2 separate regions of the Homo sapiens genome follow, and region 2 is linked to region 1. Evidence: chromatin loops called from intact Hi-C (ENCODE). Cell type or tissue: MCF 10A. All regions are shown on one strand.

The links. A loop is a pair of places that touch in the nucleus more often than their neighbours do. Peaks named below come from ENCODE experiments on the same cell type or tissue, not always from the same donor. Only the 100,000 strongest peaks of a DNase experiment are listed, where the experiment ranks them.
Region 2: a loop joins it to region 1, with 2.8 times the contacts of the local background. A loop is called at or near these places in 1 of 110 quality-filtered maps.

What each region holds. Positions count from the first base shown.
Region 1 is chr4:21,802,477-21,807,476 of GRCh38, reverse strand. The region is part of intron 1 of KCNIP4 (potassium voltage-gated channel interacting protein 4); the gene reads left to right. Among named protein-coding and RNA genes, the nearest start is that of KCNIP4-IT1, 48 kb to the left of the region's middle. In MCF 10A, no CTCF peak of the experiment used is centred here; no DNase peak of the experiment used is centred here.
Region 2 is chr4:22,017,138-22,022,137 of GRCh38, reverse strand. No RefSeq gene overlaps it. Among named protein-coding and RNA genes, the nearest start is that of KCNIP4, 71 kb to the right of the region's middle. In MCF 10A, no CTCF peak of the experiment used is centred here; a DNase peak (open chromatin) is centred at 2,257.

The sequences.
Region 1 (5,000 bases):
GCAAGCTGCCCTAGATTGAGTGACCCCTCATCCTTCTTATAGATTCACAGATTAGATGGCCATGTATTAACACGCATGCCATCAGGTAGCTGGCCTTCATGGAGATGTGTAAATTACCAGATGCAGGACAGAATTGGACTTTTAATGCAGGGGTCCCCAACCCTCAGGCCATGGACGAGTCGCAGTCTGTGGTCTGTTAGGAATCAGGCAGCACAGCAGGAGATGAGTGTCAGTGAGCAAGCGAAGCTTTGTCTGTATTTACAGCTGCTCCTCATTGCTTGCATTACCTCCTGAGCACCACCTTCTGTCAGATTAGTGGCAGCATTAAATTCTCATAGACACATGAACCCTAGTGTGAACTGTGCATGTGAAGGGCTCTAGGTTGCATGCTCCTTATGAGAATCTAATGCCTGATGATCTGTCACTGTCTCTCATCACCTCAAGGTGGGACCATCTAGTTGCAGGAAAACAAGCTCAGGGCTCCCACTGATTCTACATTATGGTGAGTGGTATGATTGTTTCATCGTATAGTATAATGTAATAATAATAGAAATAAAGTGCAATAAATATAATGTGCTTGAATCATCCCACAACTATCCCATCCAACCCTCCTTGTCTGTAGAAAAACTGTATTCCACTAAACCGATCCCTGGTGCTGAAAAGGTTGGGAACTGCTCTTTTAATGTCTATAGATTCCTATTCATCTTCATGGAAAAATACTTTAGCCATGCATATTTGATACTTCTCATATGTTTTCCCTTTCAACTTCTGATTTGTTTTTTTAAAAAAATAATTACTTGTTTAATGTCTAACCCAACAGGTCATGAACTTTGAGAAGTTAATAGTGTGCATTTATGCACAGTTGTATTTCAGTGCTGAATACAGTGCCTGAAATGTGACAGGTAGTCTACATATTTATTGAAAGAGTATAACTAAAATATTAATCAGTCATCTCCCTCTTTTGCATAGGTTGTAACAAGATTCTTCTATATAAAAGTAATTTTTGCTGGCCTTGGTGACAAATTTTTAGTACAATTTTCTCACACTTTTTTACTTCTGAGTACACAAGTAACATTAATGTAATAACTACAGGTCACTGTTGAAATAATTCAAATAAATACAGAATTGTAAACGGCAAGATGGAAAGACATAGATCTTCTTTTCAGGCAAGTAGTAACTAAATACTATATGGGGTGCTATATTGTACTGAATAACACCCTGTGATGCTACATGACACAATGTATGTATTTTATTGTCCCACCTTAACTTTTGTGGGACTGTACCTTAAAAAACATTGACCTGAAGCCTCTAATGCAGCTTCGTTTGGAAGAGGTCCAGAGTATATAATGTTTTGGTAACATTTAAGCATATGAAAGGCAGAAAAAACCCTTAACTACCATGCTGTTTTATTAGTGTCACTTGTCTCCTATTTTATATGTCAGAAGAAAACCAGGATACAATTGATGTGTCCATCTAAACAGAAAATTCCTAAAGGAAAAGCAGCTCCATTTGTAACCTACATTCTTGACACATTCATTTCATCATGCCTAATTCTTAACACCACTACTATGAGTTACTGAGTTGCTTAATATGTGCCACACCTGTATCATGCCCTGCCAAGCACAGGGCCTTTGGATATGAAGTCCACAGTCTGGATGGTTCAAGTGTTCAAGTGAGATGAACTTGCTTACTGGCCAGGGCTCAGGAAGGGTGTAGCTGGAAGGGTGAGATTTTCCACTCCCATTTTGCTTGATAAATCTTCCATAGAGGGGAAAATTCATGGAGGCAGAGAGTATAGAGATATTACAGATGAAGGTGTTTTAAAGAGTGAGACTGCAGGATATTTGGTAAACAGCCTCGGGTTCCTGTTAGGTGGACATACAGGTATTAGTCCATTTTCATGCTGCTGATAAAGATATACCCGAGACTGGGAAGAAAAATGTTTAATGGACTCACAGTTCCACACGGCTGGGGAGGCCTCACAATCATGGCAGAGGATGAAAGGCACTTCTTACATGGTGGTGGCAAGAGAGAATGAAAGCAGAAACCCCTTATAAAACCATCAGATCTCGTGGTGCTCTGGTAGTGCACCAGAGCAGTCTGGGGGAAACAGCCCCCATGATTCAACTATCTCTCACCAGGTCCCTCCCTCAACACATGGGAATTATGGAGAGTACAAGTCAAGATGAGATTTGGGTGGAGACACAGAGCCCAACCATATCAATACATCTAGATGGAGTTCCACCAACTTTTGTTTGGTAATAGCTTTATTGAGGTATAATTTACATACCATGAAGTCCACCCATTGCAAATGTAATATCCAGTGATTCTGTATAGATTTCTAGAGTAGTGCAACCATTACCACATGTGGATGTTCAAAAGGCTGTATGTCCTTCTGCCTTCTCAGCCCTCTGTTCTGCAATGAGAGTGAACTCTCACAGTGAGATCCTAATCTCTACCTCTTAAACCAGTGAAGGAATATTTTTAATTTGTGGTCTTTTTCTTCTCCATTGAATTGTAGTCATTTCTCTGTTGTCAGGTAAACATTATAAATTTGTTCTTAGCTTTGTATAAATTTGTTCTTAGCGTTCTAACATTTCAGGTTTCAATATATTGTTTGTTAGTGAGTGGAATGGCAGTGGAATGTGACAGAATGAAATTGTATGTTTAGGAATGTAAGTGCCTGTGTGGAGGGAGATAATAAAGTTTTCATTAAGTCACAAAATTCTATAACTTAGTTTTCCTTTTATATTTATGATAACATATCTATAGGCTGTTATATGAATATTCAAGTAAATTTTGAATATCTTAGAATTATAGGTTTTTAAAGTGGCAGTGGTTTAAAGTCATTTTCTGGTCTAATTTGAGCAGGTGAAATGTTATCCCCCAAACATGAAGCAGCTGATGCTAAGAGTGGCTAAATTTATTCATTCAGGTTTTCATCAATTATTTGATGAATGACTTCTACAACCAAGTCACAGGATTATTTATTAGTGAGGAAAAAGAAAAAGTGAAATTTCTGTGGTCAACTGAGCTGGCTTGGTTGTAACTGCTAATTCAGTGTTTGTTCATCAAATATATAATTTCACAGAATATCTACATCACACAAGGTCACTGTATGATCATGATGGAGTGAGACAAAAACAAGACCACTCTATAATCATGTCTGATCACAAACAAAACAAGAACACAACCCAAGCCATGAAAATGACCATGTGTGCTCAGCTAACATGACTGCTGTTTCTTTACCATCATTTTAGCCTTGCATTGTCCTTCTTGCCTTCTAAATGAAAACTACTAAGATACCCAGTCATAGAATTGGCCTTGCTTTTCAGCATTCAACAGAAAAATCCAATTCACAGTCCCCAGTTGAGAGGAAAATTAGATTTGTCTGAATCTTCCACAAAATCTTCTAACACAAAGCCAAATCTTGTACCAAGCCCCTCTTAATAACCTCTACTGAGACCTTTCCTTCATGGTTCCACGTGGTTGCTTTCTCCCTTGTTGCAATGAGCCTGGCTTTGTTTGACTGCTGATCTATTCCCCGTGATCTTTGCCTGGAGATCAAGTACTTTATGTTTGGAGGTAAAATGGATATAAAGAGACTTTGTCTCAGTTCTCATGGAGCTTTTATTCTGTTCAGAGAGACAGACATAAGTAAGATAATTTGCTAATTAGTAGAAAATTGCCAATGAAATCAGTGCTCTGGAGACAGGAATTGCCTGTTTGTATAACAGGGGTCTGGAAGCTTCACTGGGGAAGTGTCTATTGAACTGAGAGGTAAGAAGGACAGACAAGGGGAAAGGTGGGAAGGGCAAAGGGAAAGGACCTGAGACAGCAGATAGGGTAGCATTTTGGAGACATTGAGAGAAGACCAGTAGCAATAGAGGGCAGGGTAATGGTGGGGGTTGGGCAGGTGAGGTCCAGTGTTAGAGGCTGAATGTTGAAAATTGTGATCTTTTTTTCAAAGAGCTGAAAGAAAGCCATTGAAACATTTAGGGAAGGTAATGGTGTTATCACATCACAGTGCATTGTACAAAGATTTTTGGATGTTGTGTGAAGAACATATTGGGGAGGATCCACGTTGGATGTGGGAAGACTGGCCCAGAGGGTTGTTTAGATGAGAAGTGATAAAAGCTTGGGTGACAACAGAGGAAGTAAGAATGGAGAGTTGTAGACTCTTCTTGGATATATTTTATAGCTAAAATAAATAAGACTGTATAATGGATTAGGATCAAGGAAGTGGGAGATAGAGGGAGGTGTTCTGGCTTGGGCAACTCAAGAGATGTCGTGACATTTACCGGCTTGATGCATGGCACGTTTACTACCTTTACTAACGTCAAAAACCTGCTATATACTGGAACTAAAATTCACTTTGTCTGTCTTCTGGAGCAGGCCTTCATCCCTTTACTTTTAACCTTTGTGTCAAAAATGAAGTACTAGGGAAGACATGGAACTGGGAGAATTTCAGGAAGGTTGGTTCAGGAATTGATATAAGGAAATTTTGAAATATACCATCCTGTTGTGATAATTGGCCATTTTAAAGCCCCTTTAAAAAAATTCCAGGATCAGTAATTTTAAAGCTGACTCTATCAGTTGAATAGGAAGGCTGTTTTCTGGGAATGAAAGTTGGGGTGCAATTTTTGAGAGAGAATGTGGTTTAGGAAATGTGATGATATGTATGATATCTTTTTTAGATGTTATTGGAACCGTGTCTTTATTTTTGTGCTTTTTTATTAATAGGTCAGCCTTCCATTCATCCACTCAACCATTATTTTCCTTCAAAAGCATGTTCAGAGAGTGATTAATTCCCATGTCTGTTGCTAGAAGCTGAAGATAAACAACAATGAGTAATTGTTGTACAATGTAGAGAATGCCAGTCCAGGAGTCAGGAAACCTGATGTTAGCCCCAGATCTGTTTCTATTATGATGTACATTTCTTTAAATAATTTATTATTTTTTGGCCTTTGTTTTCTTATCTGCAATATGGAAATAAAAAA
Region 2 (5,000 bases), 210 kb before region 1:
CCTCCAAAGGCCCCACTTCCTAATACCATCATATTGGAGGCTAGGATTTCAACATAGAAATTTTGAAGGACACACACTTTCAGTCTATAGCAACTAGAATTTAAAACCTTTCAACAGGCAACTTTGTCTGGTTCTGTGCTGTATTCTTAGCTCCAAGAATAGTTCTTGAGGCATAATAGGTCCTCAATAATTGTTTGTCAGATGAATGAGTGAATACACATACATGTGCATTCAGTCATTCAACTAATACTTGTTTAGTGCCTACTTTGCTGGGCACTCAGAAAAATATAAACTGACAAAGTTCTTGTCTTTAGGGATTTAACAACTAATATTCTTTCCATCCAACAATATTATAATTTCCTTGGCATGCATTTTATTTACTGAATTTCTTTTTATTCCCAGTCCTGCTGTGGCCCTCTACACGTAACAAAATAAACAGTAAAATCAGTTGAGTCTTGTTTGTGAATGACCCAACAACTTGTTTTAACAATAATGTGGATTTTGTTGACCCATAGGTACAAGAGGTATCTCATAGTACAAATTTAGTTCAGGATCCGGTTGCATCCAGCCTCTCAATAAGCATTAGCTACTGGTCTTTTCCTTTTCTTGGCACTCCTTTCCCCTTTTCCTTAATGTTAGCTTAATTTTCAACTGTTCTTTGCCAATAGTAGTAGATATTTGCTCATATACCACCTCAAGCTTACAACCTTCTGCTTTGCAAATGTCTGCAGAAAAAGCTTCTTTCCTGAGTTCCAGCAAAAGTCTTGGGTGTATCTTTCATTGACTCATTGTTGGTCACATGCCTATCTTTGAACGAGTGATTGTAGTCAGAGAGATGGGAATTTCTGATTAGCTATCTCTAACTCATACATCACTCCTGGAGTCAGTCACTTACCTAAATAACTTGGACTTAGTCACATAGCTAAATAACTTGGATTTAGAGAAAGTCCTAAGAAAAATGAGGTTTGTATTACAAAATAAAGAGGAATGGACACTGATCAAACAAAAGCAATAGATGTCCCAGATACTCCACTAAAAAGCTTTCTTTTTAAATTTTTTTTGGGGGATGGGGTGGGGACAGAATTTTGCCCTTGTTGCCCAGGCTAGAGTCCAATTGTGCGAACTTGGCTCACCACAACCTCCGCCTCCTGGGTTCAAGCGATTCTCCTGCCTCAGTCTCCTGAGTAGCTGGGATTACAGGCATGTGCCACCACGCCCGGCTAATTTTGTATTTTTAGTGGAGACGGGGTTTTTCCATGTTGGTCACGCTGGTCTCGAACTCCCAACCTCAGGTGATCTGCCTGCCTGGGCCTCCCAAAGTTTCAGGATTACAGGCGTGAGCCACTGTGCCTGGCCCCAAAAGCTTTATTCTTTATACAGTGATATTCTAGTTAAAGCTATAAATTTTAACTAATTGGGAGGTAGAAATTTTGGCTAAATTATTGGAAGCATTAAAAAAAGTTCTGTTTATTTCAAATAATTTTTTGTGTGAACATGCAACAGAACAAACTCACAAGACATTGCTTCCACTTCTATGAGACTTACTGCTGTAAAAAAAATACATGGAGTTAGTAATTAGCATATTCTTAATTTCTATAAGAGAAAAGCTGCTTCTAAAGTATTTGAGAATGATTGAAAATTTAGTTCTTTAAGAGGTTTTGAATACTTCACTGTAATTCTTCTTACAGTATTAATTTACTTGGGCAAATTATCAGATTTTGAATTAATGAGGTTTTAGTACATATGCAAATGAAATTCTCTAGTTTGCTTTAAATAATCCTCAAGGCATAGTGTTCTCTGTACAACATGGGGATAGTTGAGCAAATGTTTGCTGAATTTTTTTTAGAGCAAAATCCTTTAAAGATTAGCCCATGTATTTATTTAAATTTTGTTAATTTGGTTTTAAGCCTATAATTTTTTTTTCCTCAAGGCAAAGTAGGTCTTTCTTATTTTAGATCTCTTCCTTTAACCAGAGAATTTTCTTACTTTTTCTTGGAATAGTGTAGTGTGTTCTATAGCAGTGCCACTAAAATGTGGTCGCTAGACTACTAGAGATATGCAGAAAAAAAAAATAATAGAGAAATTAAGAGTATTTCAAAACTTTTATAGCAATTAGATATTTTTACAATATCCAAATGCATGCTCAGAGGTTTAATCTTGTTTAACATGGAAAAGACCCAGTTGGGTAATCTTGAACTTGCATAATGAGTCACACATGCCATGAGCTGCATCCCAGCAATGCACACTTGGGCGTCATATCGTGTGCAAGGCATTGGCAAAACAAACAAACAAACAAACAAAAATTGGCCTCAACCGGTATAATTTAAAAAGAACAATTGTGCCAAAAAAATGCATTAAGCAATTGGAAAGCTACCAAGGCAGTGAAGAATTACTCAGCCCAAATATGGAAGAAGATACCATCGTCCAAGGCCTCAAATTATCCTGGCAATTTTTTATAGGTAGCATCTGGAGCCTAAATAAAATCATACAGGCATATGTAGAACAAGAAATGTGATTAATAATCAAAATAAGGCTTAGACAATATAAATAGATGTACTGACAATCCAGATAATGCAGTCATCAGATAAAGAGTTTAAAATAACTATGCTTAATATGCTCTAGAAATAAGATAAAATTGGGAATTTTGTCAGAGAACTGAAAAGTATTTTATAAAAGTATCAAAAGGAAATTATGGATTGAGAAGATACAATAATTGCAATCAATAATTCAATGAATAGATTTATTGGCAGTTTAGATATAGCTCAGAAAAAAGAAATCGGGAGATAGAAGGTGGCTCAGATGGAAATACATAGAATGAAGCAAAGAGAGACAAAATGATTGCACAAACACACAAATGTGAAAACATCTATGTACGTGTAACTGAAGTTCCAGAAGGAGAAGAGGAAAGAAAATGGAGTCAGAGAAATATGTGAAGAGAAAATAGCTGTGATTTTTCCAAACTGACAAAAGATTTCAAGCCACAGATTCAAGATGCACTATGAAACTTAAGCCAGATAAATACAAAGAAAACCAAACTAAGGCACATCACAGCCAAACTGCTAAAAACCAAAGAAATTACAAAATCTTCAAAGCATCTGAAAAAGTATGTCTTGAATGAGCAACAATTAAATTAATATCTGATTTTCACACAAACAATGGATAAAGAATAGCAATGAAATAAAATGTCAAACTGTCAAAACAAAAACAAGAACCTGTCAACCTACAAGCCTATACTCTGTGGAAATAGTCTTCAAAAATAACTGTAAAATAAGCGAATTTTTAGGCAAACAAAAACAGGGAGAGTTTATCACCAGAATATGACCCCAGAGAAAATAAAAGTATTCTGCTAGTAAAATAAAAATAATCATAGTAAGAAGATCAGCTTTGCAGGAAGATGTGAAGAACAACATAACAGAAAATATGTGGGCAATTGAATACTAATGATGAAAAACAATATAATATCATGGAATTGGAAATACATAGAAAATTAAAATAGCAACAAGTATACTGTAATAGTTGTGAGGAGGAATAAATAGAGATAAATGTTGCAAGTGCTTTCCATATCCAGAAGAAAGAAAAAAAGTTCTTATTTACATGTTCTTATTTACATTAAAATTTTGCTGAGTCTATAGCAATAGTTCCCAACCAAGGATAATTTTGACCTCCCGAAGACATTTGACAATACCTGGAGACACTTCCTCCAGAAGACGTTTGACAATATCTGGAGACCTTTTTTATTGTCACAAGTAGGGTGATGTGACTGCTGCTGCTAAAATCTTACAATGCACAGGTAAGTTACTCTCATAACAAAGGATTTTCTGGCTCAAATTGTTAATAATGCTGAGGTTGAGAAACCCTGATGTAGAATCACCCCTAAAGGATAGAATAAAATTATAAAAATCAAGCTAACAGAGAGGGAAAAATAATAAATTTCAATGGGGACAAAACATAGGAAAAAGGAAGACAGAGCAGGTGGAAAAAGTAAAAAACAAATAATATGATAATAAATTTAAAATCCATTCTATCAGTAATTGCATTAGATGTAAGTAGATATTTTTAAATTTCTGCAGTTTAAAAATATTAATTATATTACATAAAATAAGCAACTATGGGCCACTTATAATAACTATACCTTAAAATAAAATAAATGCGTTGAAATGCAGATTTTAAAATTAAATAATGTTAAATAGTTCCTGCAAAATGAATAGATGAAAAAAATATTCACAGTTTTCTATTAATCTCTAGAAATAATTACAGTGTTTTTTCTTATCTCTCTGTTTATCTTGACATGTTAATCAAATTTTTGAACTACGACAGTCAATAGTAACTGTAGACTCAATTTTTATTATCTCCGCACTTAATAATATACAATAATGTGACAGACTATTATCAGATTATTAATTTCATGAGGGGAGAGATTGGGTCTGTTTTTTATCTCCCTGCTATAAACACAGAATCTTCCATGGAGCCTGATATATAGCAAATATTCTTTATATAGGATAAATTGAAAATGTTTGTGGCATTTCTTTATGGCATTCATTTATCTCAGTACTTCTCAAACTTTTTGGTCTCAGATCCCTTTACACTGTTAAAAATCATTGAAGATGCAATAGAGCTTGTGTCATATCTGCTAATTATCATATTAGAGATTAAAATAGAAATATTTTAAAACCTTTATTAAAACTCATCAAAAATTGTAAAATACTATATGTTAACATATCCTACATATTTTAATAAAATAACTCCATCTTTAAAACATTAATGAGAATAATAGCATTGTTTACCATTTTGCAAATTTCTTTAATATCTGGTTCAATAGAAGACAGTTAGACTCTTGCATCTGCTTATGCATTCCATTCACTGCAATATGTTATTTTGATTGAAGTATATAGAGAAAATTCAGTCTTACAAAACATACAGTTGGAAAAATAAAAAGAGCATTTTAATAGCCTTTTCAGAAAACAGTTGATATTACCGTTTGCTAGTATGCCAAAACTTGA